Regions from separate parts of the Homo sapiens genome. Here region 2 is linked to region 1. Evidence: read pairs that join two places in POLR2A ChIA-PET (ENCODE). Cell type or tissue: PC-3. All regions are shown on one strand. Each heading gives the region's core, and the rest is flanking DNA. Links, peaks and the distances in the headings are about the cores only.

Region 1 (8,000 bases), core at 1-8,000:
CCCATGCCAGTTTTTAGTACTGTGACCTTCAGATATAAAGTGTAAAGTGAGCAGGAGTGAGAGGATGGCATGATTATATTAGTGGTATTATCACACACAAGCCAGCTTTGACAGTAAATGGGGACCATTGTGGAGTAGATTTTAAAGTTGGAAAAATAAGAACCTCGATTTTATGCCTGGTATCTTTGCTGTCCAGCCAGCAGAATGAATAAAAATTCTCCTCCATGAAGAGGACTGACCCCCTCTTCACCTAAGGCAGAGTTAAACTCTCTTTCCTCTAGGTTCACACATCTCCTGGGCTTTCCTCTGAATTTTTACTTCTCTGCATCCCCCAGGAGACCACGAACTCTCTGAGGAACTGTATGATCTTTGTATCCTCAGGACCAAGTGTATTACCTGGGCCAGAAGTAGGTGCTCAGTAGGTGTTTGGTTGAATGATAGCAACATAGGAATAGGGAGATGATGAAAAATTAGTGTCATTGTTTATCTGTCCTTACCTCCCCGACTTCCAGAAAAGATACAGAGTGGCTCAGCAGTAAGCACCTTGTTGGGACACATCCAGAGACTATGGATGGGGATTGGGCAAGGAGAAAATAAGGATGAGCGCTCCAATTATTTGATTTTCTATTTTGCTCTGATACTTCTGAGCAAACCAAAGCAAAATGAATAAAATGGAAAAGGCTGCAGAATATGCTACTGCATTTCCTAAAGGATAGACATCCCTATTCTTTCTTCTTTCTCTCAGCCCTAGTATACGATAGGCCACCAGCAGCCATGATCCAGTTAGCCAGCAGGACAGTTTGTGCTGGCTGGGCTGAGTCGCTGGGGCAGCATCAGGGTAACTAAAATGACTAGGACAGTAGCCAGAAAGTAACCAAAATAGAAACAGTGCTATTACTTGTAGAAGTTAATCCAGGCTCCCAGAGTTGAAGAAAATGCAGCATTCATTCAACAGATACCTGCTAGTTTCTAGACACTGATGGATCTTTGAAATCCTACAGTATTGTTTCAAATAAAGGGTGCTATGATTTAGTGTATCTCAGTTAACTGGGTTCAGGTAGGATTCAATCAGAAAATAACAAATATTTAGAGACATGTCAACCTACCAGACTGTGAACTAGAAAGTTTATGTGAGGTAGAGTGCTCAAAATATTTTGCCATGACATTTTAGTGAATTTGTGAAAGGAGAGCATGCAGATCTTTTGTTTCCTCGACTGTCTCTTATAATCCAAGCCATACAGGACCACCTCAGAGTAGAGTCCTGAGCAAAATGACAGAGGCCCCCATAACATGGCACAGGGTGGACCCTCAATATTTGTGGACTGAAGGACCTATGAGACTACCTGCATGGCTCTGATCAACCACAACAAAGTGCCAGAGTTCTCAAGGGCCTTATAAAAACTTCAGGTGGCCGGGCACAGTGGCTCACACCTGTAATCCCAGCACTTTGGGAGGCCAAGGCGGGTGGATCACCTGAGGTCAGGAGTTCCAGACCAGCCTGGCCAACACAGCAAAACCCCATCTCTACTAAAAATACAAAAATTAGCTGGGCATAGTGGTGGGCGCCTGTATTCCCTGCTGCTCGAGAGGCTGAGGCACAACAATCACTTGAACCTGGGAGGCGGAGGTTGCAGTGAGCCGAGATCGTGCCACTGCACTCTAGCCTGAGTGACAAAGCAAGACTCTGTCTCAAAAAAATAAATAAATAAATAAATAAATAAATAAATAAATAAATAAATAAAAATTTAAAAAAAATCATGAGCAGGCATTTAAAAGTATTACTTTCTTTTTTTAAAGTAAGTCCTCTAAATATAAACTTTCAGAGTTAACAACACTTTCTAAGGCTGAAGATAAAAATTCTAGAAGTTTCTCTTTGTTCTGCCAAATTCAACAATGGATAATTACTCAAAGCTAACAGACACTTTTGAAGAAGTCTTAAAATACAACTATTCTATACAATATACTGCCAGCAAGAAAATTATCAGCCTGTAAAGAGGTTCAGGATAACCAAGTAAAGGAGACTATACAGTAAGTGTTTTTCCATTCCAAAAGGATGTTAGAATGAGACATCTCCATCCTAGAAAACCCTATGGAACGGAAACCTCATTTTCTTACTAATCTCCTGCTGCTTTGAAATTGGAAGCAATTTCCTTTTAAAATAATATTAGTTTGCTGACATCTTTCTATTCCATTTTCATACTGATTTCAATTTGTGCAGCAGTGGTAGCAGCCCCTAGTGCCATTACTAAGCATGTGTTTGAATGGAGCTAAGCCAAGCCAAAACTGTGGATAAGGCCAGGTAGGGGGTAAAAAACAGCCTAAGTGGCCAAGACTATGTTGACTTCCAGGGATCCAGTTCCATCACAATTCTTGCTATCCCTATTCTCTTTAGAAAAAAGAAAAAAGAAGAAAAAAGAACCCATAAGCAATTGGACCAATAGCAGCCACGGTTGGAAATGTGAATTATTCTGGTTTTCGATTTTTCCACCCCTAAGCTTGGGTGTATTTGACTTTTATCTATACTTTTTTCTGAATTAGAAAAGAGCTTGTATTAAATTTGGAAATGGTTGCCTCCTTTGAATGTGGTTTTTGTTTTGTTTTGTTTTTTGAGATGGAGTTTCGCTCTTGTTGCCCAGGCTGGAGTGCAATGGCACGATCTTGGCTCACCATAACCTCTGCCTCCCTGGTTCAAGTGATTCTCCTGCCTCAGCCTCCAGAGTAGCTGGGACTATAGACATGTGCCACTACGCCTGGCCAATTTTGTATTTTTAGTAGAGATGGGGTTTCTCCATGTTGGTCAGGCTGGTCTCGAACTCCTGACCTCAGGTGATCCACCCGCCTCAGCCTCCCAAAGTGCTGGGATTACAGGTGTGAGCCACCACACCCAGCCTGAATGTGATGTTTTAATTCCTATGATTGCTTCACTGAGCATATTGCACATTGAAAGTATAGCCTTTTGCCTTATTAGGAACATAGGCATAGATTAATTGTCCCACATTTGTGTGTCTCTAGACGCCATTTATTTTATGTACACGGCTGTAGAAGAACTGAAATCTGATTGTGCCTGCAGAATGGAAGGTAGCTTCTTAAGAAATGCTGTTCTTTTGCAGGTCAGCTTATCATAGGTATGTGCACACAAATCTAAATTTTTAGCACAGTTTTTATTTGCAGCAGTGGAATGTGGTCCCTGAACCAGCACCATCAGCCTCATCTGGCAACTCGTGAGAAATACACATTCTCAAACCTTACCCCAGACCTACTGAATCAGAAATTCTAGAGATGAGGCCTAAGAATCTATGTTTAACAACCCCTCCAGGTGTTCTAATGCTTGCTAAAGTTTGAAAACCATTGCTTTACAGACTATGCCAGTTCGTCTGTGGCTAATATTGTTGCTAAAATGAGTAATTAATGAAACCTGATTTTATGGGCTAGAATTGTTTATGGCTGATGATAGCAAATTAGGGAAGTTAATGGAAATGGCACCCTATTTCTTAAACTATCGAAAAGAATAGGAAAAGAGATTCAAACTAGGAGCCTCATTTACCTTAATACATTCCTTTTTTTTTTTTTTTTTTTTTGAAATGGAGTCTTGCTCTGTCACCCAGGCTGGAGTGCAGTGGCGTGATCTTGGCTCACTGCAACCTCCCCCTCCCGGGTTCAAGCAATTCTCATGCCTCAGCCTCCCAAGGAGCTAGGATGACAGGCATGCACCACCATGCCTGGCTAATTTTTGTATTTTTAGTTCAGATGGGGTTTCGCCCTGTAGGCCAGGCTGGTCTCCAACTCCTGACCTCAAGTGATCTGCTTGCCTCGGCCTTCCAAAGTGCTGGGATTACAGGCATGAGCCACCATGCCCGGCCCCCTCCTGTGTCTTTTAAAACAGCATCACCTTCCCCCCATGTTTCCCCTTCTCCCCAGATCCATTCCACTTAGTCTCACCAGTTCAGTTTTCCTTCATCTGTCTATTTTACTGGAAGACAGAACTGTGTGATGATTAAGACCCTGGTATTGGAGCCAAACACAGCTAAATCTGACTTACCACAGCACTTACTAAGTTACTTGGTCTCACTGAGCCTCAGTTCTCTAATAAAATGAGGATAATATCTACCTTTTGTAGTTATGGTAAGGATTTAAAAGTCTGATGCTCTGTGCCCGGGATATGGTAGACACTACTTACATTGCTGTCATGATTCTATTGTATTATCTCAGCTACCTCTACTCTTCTCCTTCATACACTTCTTTGCCAATAATGACAAAAATAAATCACAGCTTATGTGCTGTTTGACATGTTTACAAGGCTGAGGGTTTTGTGGCAAGGAAAACTGTGCTTTGACTCCAGCCTGCTGGAATCCCGGAAATTGTGTGAAGAGATCTTAAGCTTTTTTCTCTTTGCAGCTGTAGAGGACTAATTTAGTTCTCTTTTTCCTAGCAGCTGGTGATTTTACAGCTGTTGGGTGATGAATGGTAATAAGAGGGAATATGGAATGTTTCATTATTTTATTCAATTATCATCCACTGGATAACATGGAGGCCTTAGAATACTGTGAGAAATATTTAAATGCCCTGAGCTGCACTTGTTAAGGCAGATTTTTCTCCTGTAATTTGGAGCTTATTTTAAAAGATGGTCAATATTTTGACTGATGCGTCTAAGTCTGAGGGTAAATGCTGAGATCTGTGGAACCATATAATGGGGTTTGAGGAAAATGTTCCTTAGCTACCTAGCTGTATAAGGCAGGTTTTAGAATCATTCATATAGTCTCATTATGAAAGTGTTTCCCAAGGAATCCGGATACATTCATTCATGTATTTATGTTTTCATATATCATATGTCATGTTTTATAAATTAAGGACAGATTTAAAGCTACAGTTTTCATCTTCTTTTTAAAATTTATTTTAGATTTTATTCATGTTCTATGAATAAGCCAAAAGTATCATTAGAAAGCTCTTCAGGCTGGGTACGGTGGCTTATGCTTGTAATCCCAGCACTTTCGGAGGCCAAGGCAGGCGGATCACCTGAAGTCAGGAGTGATCTGCCCGGCCAACACGGTAAAACCCTGTCTCTACTAAAATACAAAAATTAGCTGGGTGTGGTGGCACGCGCCTATAGTCCCAGATACTCCGGAGATTGGGGCCGAAGAATCGCTTGGACGCAGGAGGCAGAGTTTGCAGTGAGCTGAGATTGCGCCATTGCACTCCAGCCTAGGTAACAAGAGCGAAACTCTTGTCTGGAAAAAAAAAAAAAAAAAAAAAAGAGGAAGAAAGAGAGAGAGAAAAGAAAGCTCTTCAATCTTTAAGATGTTAAGGAAATGAACAGGAGATTTTAAAAACGATAAAGTTATTAAATTTGACTGTAAAATCAGGATTTTAAGGGAGAGAGAGAAAGAAAGGAGAGAAAGAAAGAAAGACAGAGAAAGAAAGAAAGAGAGAAAGGGAGAGAAAAGAAAGCTCTTCAATCTTTAAGGTATTAAGGAAACGAACAGGAGATTTAAAAAACAATAAAGTTATTAAATTAGACTATAAAATCAGGATTTTAAAATACTTCATATGGTAAAACATGCATGTATGTTTGGAAATGTACATCTGTAAATTAGTTTTCGGTTTTAGCACAGAAAAAAACTATCATGGATTATAAATACTGATGACAACAGTTACCCCTTACTGAATGCCTACTATGTGCCAGGTCTTGTGCTGTCATGCTACAAGTATTATTGAATTTAATCTCCATAACAACTACATGGAGTATCATTATTTTCTTTCACAGATGCGAAACCGAGACTTGAAAATGTTGACTTCCCCAAAACGAACGAAGGGTAGAGCCACAATTACATTCACCTGTCAGACACTAAAGCCCATTCTCTTTTTGTTGGTGTTGCACTGTGAAAGACTTGGATCTAACCAGGGTTGACATCGTGCCAAGAACAGAGAAAAGAGAGGGAGGGGAAAAAGGATTGGAGAGGGCAGGGGCGATGAGGCTGGGTTCAAGGGACTGATCATCATCATAACCACAGAATCTAAACTAAGGAGGGAAGTGAGAGAGTAAAGACAATTCTCACCCCCAAAGGTTAGCTGATTTATTTATTTATTATTATTTTTTGAGACAGAGTCTCACTCTGTTGCACAGTGGCGCAATCTCGGCTCACTGCAACCTCTGCCTCCCAGATTCAAGCGATTTTCCTGCCTCAGCCTCCCGAGTAGCTGGGATTACAGTTGCCCACTACCACACCCGGCTAATTTTTATTTTTAGTAGAGATGGGGTTTCACCATGTTGGCCAGGCTGGTCTCGAACTCCTGACCTCAGGTGATCTGCCCACCTTGCCCTCCCAAAGTGCTGGGATTACAGGTGTGAGCCACCATGCCTGGCCTAGCTGTTTTATATTTTATAAAGTTCTTTCCTCTGCATTATTTCACTCCATCTTTACTATAACCCTAGAAGGTATGACTGCTCTTACAAGGATAGGTAAACTATCCAAGTCCTCTACATTTCAATGTCACCAGAAATTAGCATTGATTCTCTTCCATTAACAACTAGTGAAATGGCTCCAAAGGGAAGAAAAAGAGAAAGAATAAAAGCAAAAACTTTGGATATTCTACAAAGTAAATAATTTAGAAGTGACTATCTTTGGAGGGGTATGGATATCTATGGTTTTATTAGGAAGAGGAATTTCTGGATCTACCATCCTTTACTTCCCTCTCTAGCCCTAAATCATTTTTGCTGCTGATGAAAAGCACCAGCAACCTCTATCATTTAATTTGTCACATTAGGATCTGGAGGAATAGGTAATCCTGTCACCAAAGGAGTGCAACATATTCCTAATATTAACAAAATGTAAAGCTTGCCAATTTGATACAATTAGTGTGAGCCTATCCTCAATCCTTATTTCAGTGCTCCTGTGTTAGCATGGCATAGTTCTGCTGGTAGTCCCTTAGCACTGAGTAACCACAGGTGCTATAGAAGGTGTACAGAATGTTGATTTTACTTTATTTACTACCTCATATTTCCTAATAGAAGGGCAAGCCAAATTCACGTTCATGGCTGGAAATTGTTAGTGTTTTGACTGTGTTTTCTCTCCACACAGTAAGATATACTTTCTTTTAATGGAAAAAATTGCCCAGGATTACTGTTTCTGATGATTAGGAAACAAGAAGACTTTGGGACCAGAGGCATTCTAAAATAATCTTGGCACCCATGGAAGGATTTCCTGTGGGGTTCCTTTCAAGAGTTTCCCCAGAACAATTAGATATTTATTTATAGGCCTTTATTTCACAGAGAGGTGAAAGGATAAAAATACCTGAGAGGTAAAATGTTGGTATCAGAGCTGACATCTCTAAAAGTGAAATAGAAGCCAATGGGAAAGTAAGGTTGAGTCTCCAAAATATAATATTTGTTCATTTAACTTTTCATGAACATGCTTTCCAGAAAGTGAATGTTTTTCCAGAAAACATATATATTTAGGTCAAAATTGGGGCACTGTAAAAGTGCAAAAATGAATCTAACAGGTTTGAAATACTTGTTCTATAAATTTGGGAAGGAATAACTCATATTTGACTTTTTTCTTACTATAAAGTACTCCCCAAATATTCAAGGCATATCTCACTTTGCAAATTTTCTCATGAATACTTCCTTTTCAGTATAACATTTTTGGGTCCATCTGTGAATAGCTGGGAACCTGGAGTCAGATCTCTGTGTCTGGAAGACCTGGCCTTCCAATTTCACTGCTAATATAATGGGTTCATGGGGAGAAGGAAGCTATATGGAAAGAGAAAAGCTGAGGTTACTGATAGATATCTGACTTCTGGTGCACAAATCGTGTCTCCATGGTATTTCATTTGTGTCTTGCCAATTTTGTAATAGCTGGAAGCATACTTCAATTTGTCCTGAAACAGTTATATTCAGTAGAAGATAAACTGTGATTTAAGTCCTTATTCTCCCTTGCAAGGGAAATTTTTAGTGACAAGACACGTAAGGTTAAAATACACACACACACACACACACACACACA
Region 2 (11,402 bases), core at 1-8,000, 340 kb before region 1:
CAAATACAAAACAAGACAGGCTGGGTGCGGTGGCTCATGCCTGTAATCCCAGCACTGTGGGAGGCTGAGGTGGGCAGATCACGAGGTAAGGAGTTCAAGACCAGCCTGACCAACATGGTGAAACCCTGTCTCTACTAAAAACAGAAAAATTAGCCAGGTATGGTGGTGTGCACCTGTAATCCCAGCTACTCAGGAGGCTGAGGCAGGAGAATCGCTTGAACCTGGGAGGCAGAGGTTGCAGTGAGCCGAGGTCGTGCCACTGCACTCCAGCCTGGGCGAAAGAGCAAGACTCCGTCTCAAAAAAACAAAACAAAACAAAACAAAAAAAACCAAGACCATGTGAATGGCTCATAGGAACAGTCAGCAACCAAGGTGAAATGATTTGTTTTTCCAAAGGTGAATCCTCAAGGCTGTTGTTCATTCATTCACAAATATTTATTGAGCACCTACTGCATGCTAGGCACTGGGTTAGATGCTGAGGGTACAGCAGTGAACAAAATAGACACCATCCTTGCTTTTTCTAATTTCCTAGAGCTGCTATAACAAAGTACCATAAACTGGGTGGCTTAAAACAACAGAAATGTATTGTCTCACAGTTCTGGAGAGTAGAAATACAAGACTAAGGTGTTGGCAGTGCCATGCTCCCACTGAAAGCCATAGGAGAATCTTTCCTGCCTCTTCCTAACTTTTGTTGCTTTTTCTTGTCTTGCAACTATGTAACTCCAGTCTCTGTCTTTGTCATGACATGGCATTCTCCCTACATGTCTGCATCTTCACAAGTCTGTCGGTTTTTTTGTTTGTTTGTTTGTTTGTTTGTTTTCCTGAGATGGAGTTTCGTTCTTGTTGCCCAGGCTGGAGTGCAGTGGCGCGATCTTGGCTCACTGCAGACTCCACCTCCCGGGTTCAAGCGATTCTCCTGCCTCAGCCTCCTGAGTAGCTAAGATTACAGGTGCACACCACCACGCCCAGCTAATTTTTGTATTTTTAGTAGAGACAGGGTTTCACCATGTTGGTCAGGCAGGTCTCGAACTCTTGACCTCAGGTGATCCACCTGCCTCGGCCTCCCAAAGTGCTGGGATTACAGGTGTGAGCCACTGTGCCCAGCAAGGCTGTCTTCTTATAAAGACACTGGTCATATTGGGCTAGGTGCTCACTCTTCTGCTGTATGACCTCATCTGAACTAATTACATTTGCAATGGCCCTACTTCCAACTATGGTTATGTTCTGAGGTACCAGGGGTTAGGATTTTAACATCTTTTTTGGAGGCTGGGGGAATAACTTGACCCATAACATTGCTCTTATGGAGCTTATAGTCTAGAAAGGAGGCATACATTAAATGCATCATCACACAATTAAAGATGAAAATGTCATTAGTAGTTAAGTGCTCCAACAGTAACAAGAACAACAAGAAATCGTAACAGGTGGACTGGACGTGGTGGCTCGTGTTTGTAATCCCAGCACTTTGGGAGGCCGAGGCAGGTGGATCTCCTGAGCTTGGGAATTCGAGACCAACCTAGGCAATATGGCGATATCCTGAGTCTACAGAAAATACAGAAATTAGCTGGGCATGGTGGAGTGCGTCTGTAGTCCATGCTACTGAGGCTGAGATGAGAGAATCACTTGAGCCCAGGAGGCTGAGGCTGCAGTGAGTCAAGATCGTGCCACTGCTCTCCAGTCTGGGTGACATAGTGAGACTCTATCTCAAAAAAAAAAAAAAAAAAGAAAAGAAAAAAAAGGAAGGCTGGGCGTGGTGGCTCAGGCCTGTAATTCCAACACTTTAGGAATCCAAGGTGGGTGGATCATGAGGTCAGGAGTTTGAGACCACCCTGACCAACATGGTGAAACCTCGTCTCTACTAAAAATACAAAAATTAGCCGGGCGTGGTGGTGCGTGCCTGTAATCCCAGCTACTCAGGAGGCTGAGGCAGGAGAATCTCTTGAACCCGGGAGGCAGAGGTTGCAGTGAGCTGAGTTTGTACCACTACACTCCAGCCTAGGTGACAGAGCGAGACTCCATCTAAAAAAAAAAATCGTAACAGGAGAAGCTAAGCCATGGTTGAAGGGGGTGGTCAGGAAAAGTTTCTCTGAGGAAGGAACATTTAAGCTGAAGCCTGGAGTGTTCCTCGGGGGGAGAGCAACACCGAAGGGGGCCCCAGGCTGAGGAGAAATTTGACAGAGGTATATTAATACATAAGAGACCCTCCAAAAAGGTTCTCAGAAAAGCTGAGAAGAAATAGAGTCTCTCTCTGTCACTTTGGTAATCTTAATGGTCCCAAACAGTTGTGTGCAAGAGGAAAATTCAGTTACTGAGTCTACCAAAGAAGGAAGGCCTGTCTTATTATTAGGTTCTCCTACTACATAAGTGGTTGTTTTGTTTAGTCTTTTTAAGGACCATGTTGAATGAGCCAAATTACATTTATATTCTTATTCCTTTGGGATCTGGACAAGTCTGCCAGATTTCTGGATTAGCAAAAATTGATTCGAGTGTATGATTTCAGTTAGCGGCTGCTGGGATCACTGTGAGTTTTCAGCATGACATTGTTTAGTAAGCAAACCTCTGAAAGTATGCTTTTATATCTATCAGTCCCCTCCCCAAAAAGCCTCCAAAACCCAGCTATTCTAAAGGGAGTTAAGACTTCCTAAAGCAGTAGACAAAGAACTGAGTGTCAGCTCCTTGGTTGAGTTCAAATTGCCTCCGACAGCAACTGGGCTACAGTATGTGGCACACATTTTCAGAGCCAGACGGGGAGAGGGGGTGGGTTGGTTCCCCCTGGAAAGGCTGTGCTGTGGCTGGGTGGGGTGGGAAGTTAGCCTCCCTTTTCAGGGACAATGTGTCCCACCCTATGCCGGATAGTGGCACATCACAGCTCAGCCTCCCAATTTCACCCACTGGCCTCCGTTTCCCATGTCATCTGAGGTCAGAGAGGTCCAAGCCAACAGAGGTGACTCCGCAGCCTTGCAGGAAGCTGAAGCTGTGAGAAGAAGGATATGCTGCTCCATGCACACCCCCGAGGAGCTGTCCACGGACGGGCCAGGGCTGCTTCCGGGCCAGCGTCCAGGTCTGCTGCTGAGGGCCAGGTGGTGTTGGAGTTGGCCGACTCTCCCTCCTCCATCACATTTTCCAGGAAGGGGTGGCTAGGGACCGGTGGTAGGTGGGGATATTGTCAGCAATGAATGTTGGTGTTTTTGACCAAGAGCCAAAGTATTGTGTGTTTCGGGGGTCTGGCAGACTGCCTCCGCCCAGGGAGACATGCATAACGAGCCTGCCGTCCCAGCCTATAGCACAGTTGTTTGAACTTCGCAGGGTAGGATGGGTGTGGGTGTGTGGTTCTCACCATGAGGATCAAGCCCCCCCTCTTTTTTTTTCCCCCCAACTCCTTTACATCTTTAAGTAAATGAAGCAAAGGAACTGACTGGTGGACTTGAGGAGTGGAAAGGGGCTGTTTATTACCATTCTTGCCAGTCATTTCCCAGGGTTAGAAGTCAACAGAGAGTTCTTTTCTTCCTTTCGTCCAGTATTTGAGTTTAAGTCTTAACAGAGGCAAGTGGGCATTAATAATAGTTGTCCAGGCCAGGCGCAGTGGCTTACACCTGTAATGCCAATGCTTTGGGAGGCTGAGGCAGGAGGATCACTTGAGCCCAAGAGTTCAAGATCAGCCTGGACAACATAGCAAGACCCTATCTCTCCAAAAAATTTAAAAATCATGCAGGTGTGGTGGCACGAGTCTGTAGTACCAGCTACTCAGGAGGCTGAGGTGGGAGGATCGCTTGAGCCCAAGAAGTTGAGGCTGCAATGAGCCATCATGTCACCACTGCACTCCAGCCTGGGTGACAGAACAAGACACTGTCTCTAATAATAATAATAATAATAATAATTTAAAAGTCCAGTTTGGCACCATGGGCATATAATCTGGCCTTGTTGGGTTCCCGTTTATAAAAGATCTCCCTGCTGTGGGCTGACTCCTTCCTCACATAGCCCTCCTTGGCCTGAGAAAACCCAGGAGAACAAAGGTGGGAGGAAATGTCAAAATCCAGAAGGGCCAACTTCTGAGCAACTCCGGGAAGTTTTCTCCCAGAACCAGGTCCTGCCCGCAGAGAGCTCTTCCTAAGGAACCGGGTTGCTGAGGAGTGGGTGGAGCTCAGCACCTTTCACACTCCATTGGATCACAGCCTGTTTCCATTAGGAAGGTTGGATGCTGCAGCCCGTTTCCCACCTGGTGTAAATTGCAGGGGCTACCGCTGCCACCAGCAGGGTATCAGCAAATAAAACCAGGCCTGAGGCCATTTGTTACAAACTTGAGGCTTGTGGTATTTGAAGCTGCACAGTCATTTGGGAAACTGAGTATTCCACAGAGGAAAAGGCTGGTGGGGCGGTGCATGTCCCAGAGGACACAAAGTGTTCTCCAAACCCACAAAGTCTGAAAATCCATCAGTAGAAATTTCTAAAATTTCAGAGATGCCAGATTTGGCTAATCAAAATTCAGGGTGTTCCATTAAGTTTGAATTTAAAATAAAGGAGGAACACTTTTTTTTTTAAGGATAACTATGTCCCAAACATTGCATTGGAGGACATACTTATGCTTACAAAGTATTTGTTCTTCCTTGTATGATGTTGGTGAGAATGTAAATTAGTATAGCCACTATGGAAATGAGTATGGAGGTGTCTCAAAAAATTAAAAATGGAACTGGCATATTGCTATGGTTTGAATATGTCCCCTCCAAAATTCATGTTGAAACTTCATCCCCATGGTGGTGATATCAAGAGGTGGGACCATTTGGGGAGTGATTAAGTCATGAGGGCCCCACCTTCATGGATGAGATTCAGGCCATTATAAAAGGGCTTGAGGGGGAGGCTTTACTCTCATCTTCCTTCTGCCACAAGGACACAGCAACAAGACGTGATTGTGGAAGCAGAGAGCAGTCCTCATCAGATACCAAATGCTGGAGCCTTGATCTTGGACTTCTGAGCTTCTTCAACTGTGAGAAAATACATTTCTGGCCAGGAGCGGTGGCTCACGCCTGTAATCCCAGCACCTTGGGAGTCTGAGGCAGGTGGATCACGAGGTCAGGAGATCGAGACCATTCTGGCTAACACAGTGAAACCCCGTCTCCACTAAAAAAAAAAAAAAAAAAAAAAAAAAAAAATTAGCTGGGCGTGGTGGCGGGCGCCTGTAGTCCTAGCTACTCAGGAGGCTGAGGCAGGAGAATGGCATGAACCCGGGACGTGGAGCTTGCAGTGAGCAGAGATTGCACCACTGCACTCCAGCCTGGGCGACTGAGCGAGACTCCATCTCAAAAAAAAAAAAAAAAGAAAAAGAAAGAAAAGAAAGAGAAAATACATTTCTGTTCTTAATCAATTACCCAGTGTCAGGTATTTTGTGGTAGCAGGACAAATGGATGAAGGCACGTGCAATCCAGCTACCCACTACTGATTGTATATCCAAAGGAAATGAAGTCAGTATGTCAAAGAGATATCTGTGTCTCATGTTCATTGCAGCATTATTCACAGTAACCAAGATATGGAATTAAAGTAAGTGTCCATCATGGATGTATGGATAAAGAAAATGTATATATACAATGGAATACTATTCAGCCTTAAAATAAAAAGAGGAAAATTATGTCACTTGTGACAACACGAATGAACCTGGAGGACATTGTGCTAAGTAAAATAAGCCAGGCACAGCAAGACCAAAACCACGTGATCTCACTTCTGTGTGGAATCTAAAACAGCCCAACTCATTAAAACAGAGTTGAATGGTGGTTACCAAAGAATGGGTTTGGGGAGATGTTGGCCAAAGGATACAAAATTTGAGTTCAATAAAAGGAATAAGTCCAAGAGATCTATTGTACAAACAATGACTATAATTGATAACAATATATTATATACTTAAAAATCACTAAGAGAATAGATTTTCAGTGTTCTCACCACAAAAAAAAGTATGTGAGGTAATGTATATGTTATCTCAATTTATCCTTTCCACAATGTATACATATTTCAAAATATCAAGTTGTACACCATAAATATATACATTTTTACTGGTCAATTACAATTTATTTTCAAAAGTACTTGTTCTTTATCTAAAACTTACATTTAACAAAGCATCATCTATTTTCTCTGACTACCCCACCCCAGGTACAGAATGCCTCCGGAAGTTTCTTTATCTTTTCTTTTTTTTTTTTTTTTGAGACAGAGTCTCGCTCTGTCACCAGGCTGGAGTGACTTGATCTTAGCTCACTGCAACCTCTGCCTCCCGGGTTCAAGGAATTCTCCTGCCTCAGCCTCCCGAGTAGCTGGGACTACAGGCGCGCACCATTACACCCAGCTAATTTTTTTTGTATTTTTAGTAGACATGGGGTTTCACTGTGTTGGCCAGGATGGTCTCGATCTCTTGACCTCGTGATCTGCCTGCCTCAGCCTCCCAAAGTGCTGGGATTACAGGCGTGAGCCATCGTGCCTTGCCTGCCTCCAGAAGTTTCTACTGAAGGCAGAGGTGAAAGGAAACCCGCTGTGAATGCTGACGTCTTATTCACTAGTCTTTGAACTCTTCTAGGGGCTGGCTGCCAGACTCAAAGCATTGTTTGCTTATGGGATGAACGTCTTAATGCAGGGAAACTGAATGGCCAGTTGTCATCAACCCAACCAAAGGGACTCCGCAAAAAAAGTAATGTTGTTGTTCTGTAATAGGTAAATGTCAGATAGTTCTATTCTCAATGGCAAGCTGATGAAGCCCACCCCAGTCCACACACTTTCTCTCCTGTTCAGAATCTGTTGCTAGGTGGGTGGCTCGGGCTGTTCTTCCTCTCCCTTCCTTGTTGCCCTCTCAGCCTCTGCAATGGGGCTGTGAGGAGACCAAACCCCATCAGCTCCTCCTTGGTATTTCCTCATTCCACCATTCAGAGCATTTCCCTGAACCTGTTTGCTGAGCATCTGGGCAAATATTTGGTGGGGAAAGTGATTTAATTTTTTTAATTGAGGTGAAATTCACATAACATAAAATTAACCTTATTTTTTTTTTTTCTGAGACAGAGTCTCACTCACTCTGTTGCCCAGGCTGGAGTGCAGTGGTGCAATCTCAGCTCACTGCCTCCTGGTTTCCAGTGATTCTCCTGCCTCAGCCTCCCGAGTAGCTGGGATTACAGGCACGTGCCACCATGCCAGGCTAATTTTTGTATTTTTAGTAGACATGGGGTTTCACCATGTTGGCCAGTCTGGTCTTGAACTCCTGACCTCAAGCAATCTGCCCGCCTTGGCTTCCCAAAGTGCTAGGATTACAGGCGTGAGCCACCGTGCCTGGCCAAATTAACCATTTTAAAGTGTACAATTCAGTGGCATTTGGTACATTCACAGTATTGTGCAACTTCCACCTCTATGTGGTTACAAAGCATTTTCTTCGCCCCTAGAGAAAACCCTGTACCCATGAAGCAGTTGGCTGTCAGCAATTTAAATTTAATTTTAAATTTTCACATTTTTAATTAAGCAAATTTAATTTCAAATTTGTCTCTTTAGAAATAGAGAGGCTCCCTCAAACTGCCCCTTGTGAGGCTGAAGTGAGGGGAATGAGAGAAATGGAAAGAGCAATTCTTGAGTTGAGTCAGTGGACAAGACTGGTTTCCAAACCTAATTGCAGATCTCTCACTGGTTTATAGGATTGAAGGCTATAGATTAAACGGCTCCAGAAAGACAGGTGTGTGCATGAAATGAGTCCCTGGTGATTGACAGAAGAGGGTTCACTTTAAGGCAGGGCTTACCAGGGAAAGTGGCAGAAGCTGCCAGACTATGCAAACAATGGGGAAGGGAGTCACAGGGCATGAAAGGGTCTTGTGAAGGGTGTAACCTGCTCACAGAGCACATTCTTGGGGACTAGGGTAAGAGAAGAGTCTACAAAAAGGAGCACAATGGGCTTGAGCTTCTGGGTTCAGAGGGAGCCGATGAATCACCTTGGGGAGGTGTCCCATTGCCCCTTGGCCAGTGAGAGCCTGAGATTTCCTGATTTACAGGAGTTGGTTCCTTCTCAGAGGAACACTTGACTCTCTCCTGTCTAGAGAGACCAATCCTCCTTATTGTATGTAAAATCTGGTGCAACTGCATTTTTGGAGACCACTGGTACTTCCTGCAGTGACTTGCTTGCAGCAGTTTTCTTTATTCTCCAGCTGGTTCCAGCTTCTTTTAATCTCTAGTTGTTTTCAGCAGTCCCTAGCTCACCACAAAGCCAGAAGCTTCCCAGTTTGGAACAGAGTTGCAGGGGTAATCCTCTTTGTTCAAGATTTGGGAGTTAACTGTTGGGCCAATGCCCCCTTTATTGCAAAGTTTGCAAGGAAAAGAACAAAGGAAGAGGAAGATCCACTGGGACAGTTGGAGCTGCCAGGTGGCACAGAGCTGTACAGTCCTTCACTGAACAAATGTTTATTGAGGGCATGCTGGCACAAGGCACTGCTGTAGAAGATGCAAGTGGTTATAGCCCACCCTGAGCTACTGCATTTTATGTGCCAGGCACTGTTCTTGGGGCTTTGCTTATATTCACTTATACTGAAGGACAACAGCCCAGTGATTATTTATGGGAAAGTGAGCTTTTCCCACCCTTGCCTCAGGGTGGCGGTTGCCCAAAAGTGGGGTTCGTCCTGTGTCCATGCCTCCTTACCTGCCACCTCAACCACCAAAAGGAACTGAACCTCCCCTGCTACTCCAGCTCATGTGCAATAATCACAGAACACAAGGAAGTTAGGGTAACAAGAGCAGAAAAGTGGAAAAACAAATACCTCTACCCCTCTGCACAGATGCTGTGTCTGCCTCACAAATATCTTTAACCTCCATCATCTCATCATTGCTCCCTTGCCCCATGGATGGAAGCAGTTGTCCCCTCTGTCTAGCTTTACAGACACTTTGCTCAAGCATCAGAGCAGATACAGTATTCAAATGGGATGCCCTGAATAATATGTCTTCTTTAGGCATCAGGCAGGAATGTCTGAAGATGAAAAACCCTAAAACAAGTGCACAAGGGCCTTGTTGATGTTTCTAAGAATAGCGCTGGGAGAATCTCCTTGGCCTAGCCTGGAAAGTCATCATTCATCCTGGGTTGCGGGGATGAAGAATCCTGCCAGTGTCATTCTATATACTCTTTTCTGATAAAGATACTTTGTTAAATGTAACTCAGTGCAATTTGATTTTATATCCTTAAAAGATTTCTTTCATATGAACAAATCCACAAGGTAAAAAAAAAAAAAGTTTTGGCCGGATGCAGTGGCTCATTCCCGTAATCCCAGAACTTTAGGAGGCTGAGGTGGGAGGATCACGAGGTCAGGAGATCAAGACCAGCCTGGCCAACATGGTAAAACCCGACTCTACTAAAAATACAAAAATTAGCAGGACGTGGTAGTGTGTGCCTGTAATCCCAGCTACTCGGGAGGCTGAGGCAGGAGAATCTCTTGAACCAGAGAGTTGGAGGTTGCAGTGAGCCGAGATTGCGCCACTGCACTCCAGCCTGGCGACAGAGCAAGACTCTGTCAAAAAAAAAAAAAAAAAAAAACCCTCCACTTTTTTTTATTTTTAATTTTTATTTATTTAATTAATTTTTTTGTATCATTATTTTTTTTGTGATGGAGTCTTGCTCTGTCGCCAGGCTGGAGTGCAGTGGTGCGATCTCGGCTCATTTCAACCTCTAACTCCCTGGTTCAAGAGATTCTCCTGCCTCAGCCTCCCAAGTAGCTGGGATTACAGGCACACGCCACTACGTCAGGCTAATTTTTGTATTTTTAGTAGAGACAGGGTTTCACCATGTTAGTCAGGATGGTCTCAACCTCCTGACCTCGTGATCCGCCCGCCTCGGCCTCCCACAGTGCTGGGGTTACACACGTGAGCCACCGTGCCTGGCCTAAAAAAAAGTTTTTATTGTGTCCTCAGTGGGGATCAGAAAATATAGTTACTGTGTTTTTCCTTCTGCATTCTGTCTGAAATTATGTCTTATTTTTAAATTTATTATTGAATGCCGCATACTGTCATTTTGTTTCCTATCTTGGATCAGGTTGTAGGTACTGTGTGTGAGTGTGCATTTGTGTGTGTGTGTGTGTGTGTGTGAGCGAGAGAGAGAATGTTGAATTGAGGTCTTTCAAGGAAGGGTTAAAGAGCCATGTGCGAATGAGCTTCTGTTCCACGGCAGGCATTTAGAATCACGGTGCTTAGAAGACGTGGTATAATGATAGGCTGCTGGTGATGATATTGCTTCCCTGGGACGCTTCAGGAAGGGTGAGGAGACTAATTGGCTGGTCTGGCAAACAATTCAAGATGAGACCAAAAGGAGGAGCCATCTGCTGGCAGGAAGTAAATGGAAATTCACCTTAGCGCTGGCCCTTCCACAGTGGGTGCACAGATGGTGACAGGCGGAACCCTTAGGGAGAGAGCGAAGGCCCTCATCTGCCAAGAGAGGAACAAAGGGGATTTGCTATTGCCTCCAGTGAACAGCCTCTTCTTTCATTTTGAGATCATGTAAGGAGTTTGCCCACATCACAAACCTGTTAGTATGAGCTTGGTGGCCTTGGGGAGTTTCCAGGCAGTATTACTGTGTAGAACTAAGAGTGAGGCTTTAGAGGAAGCAATGGAGATGGAAGTAATTGGTTTAAGATCCTGGACATGGGCACCCTCTAATCTGGGATGACCTCATGTGGCTGTGCAGCACAGAACAGCAACGGGGCTCCATTGACATGCAAAAGGCATTTCCTCGACACTCCCCCTCCCAGCCCTGCTGCAGGTCCCAGTCTGCACAGTGCTTCAGGGCAGACCTCCTCCTGACTGCTTGTAAGTTGAACCTTCGATTCAACTTTATTCCACCTGCTCAATGTAGTCCTTCGAGTTTCCAAGCAGGAAGCATTGCAAGGGCGAGTAGCTGCTGCAATAAGCCCTCATTTCTGCAAAGGAGTGGTAGTGTATGTTTTCCCAATATACCCACCTCAGATATAGTAATTTCTAAACATATCAGTGGAAACAGAATAAAACCTCTTAGATGCAAATTATCTTGGTTGCAAGGGTAAGGAGTAGGGGGGAAACCAATATGAGTTAATAAAAGAACTGAACATACTTAAAATAACATGAAATTTTTTCCCTCTAATTCCATGAGAGGTTAGACATGTAATTTCTTTACACTTGAATACATTGAGAGAATCAGTTAGGATAGCACTTTTTAAAATTTTTAATTTTCTGTCTGAAAGCCATCACTGTAAGGACTATTACTGAAAATTTAAAGGCCAAATATTTAAACGATATGAAAAATATACCATCTTGCTTAACAAGAAGTCCTGAGACAGGACAGATGCAAAGTTCGTCAACTCAATGGCTTAACAAGGTTAAGAAAGATTTGGGCTGTTTACAACCTTCCTATTCCGTTCTCACTTAGCAGGGCAGTTTTGAACCAC

What was found. Peaks named below come from ENCODE experiments on the same cell type or tissue, not always from the same donor. Only the 100,000 strongest peaks of a DNase experiment are listed, where the experiment ranks them.
Region 2: POLR2A ChIA-PET joins it to region 1 with 12 read pairs; 2 of 35 experiments call an interaction of 5 or more read pairs at or near these places.

Annotation. Positions count from the first base shown.
Region 1 is chr12:95,729,648-95,737,647 of GRCh38, reverse strand. The region is part of intron 3 of NTN4 (netrin 4); the gene reads left to right. It overlaps LOC105369919 (a long non-coding RNA gene), which reads left to right and starts at 2,822. Exons shown (of 3, transcript XR_001749273.2): 1 at 2,822-8,000. RefSeq lists enhancers at 5,770-5,829, 6,040-6,119 and a silencer at 5,882-6,099. In PC-3, for the core only: no CTCF peak of the experiment used is centred there; a DNase peak (open chromatin) is centred at 4,297; H3K27ac peaks cover 651 bases.
Region 2 is chr12:96,070,056-96,081,457 of GRCh38, reverse strand. No RefSeq gene overlaps it. Among named protein-coding and RNA genes, the nearest start is that of TRD-GTC2-8, 40 kb to the right of the region's middle. RefSeq lists an enhancer at 9,701-10,201. In PC-3, for the core only: no CTCF peak of the experiment used is centred there; a DNase peak (open chromatin) is centred at 7,887.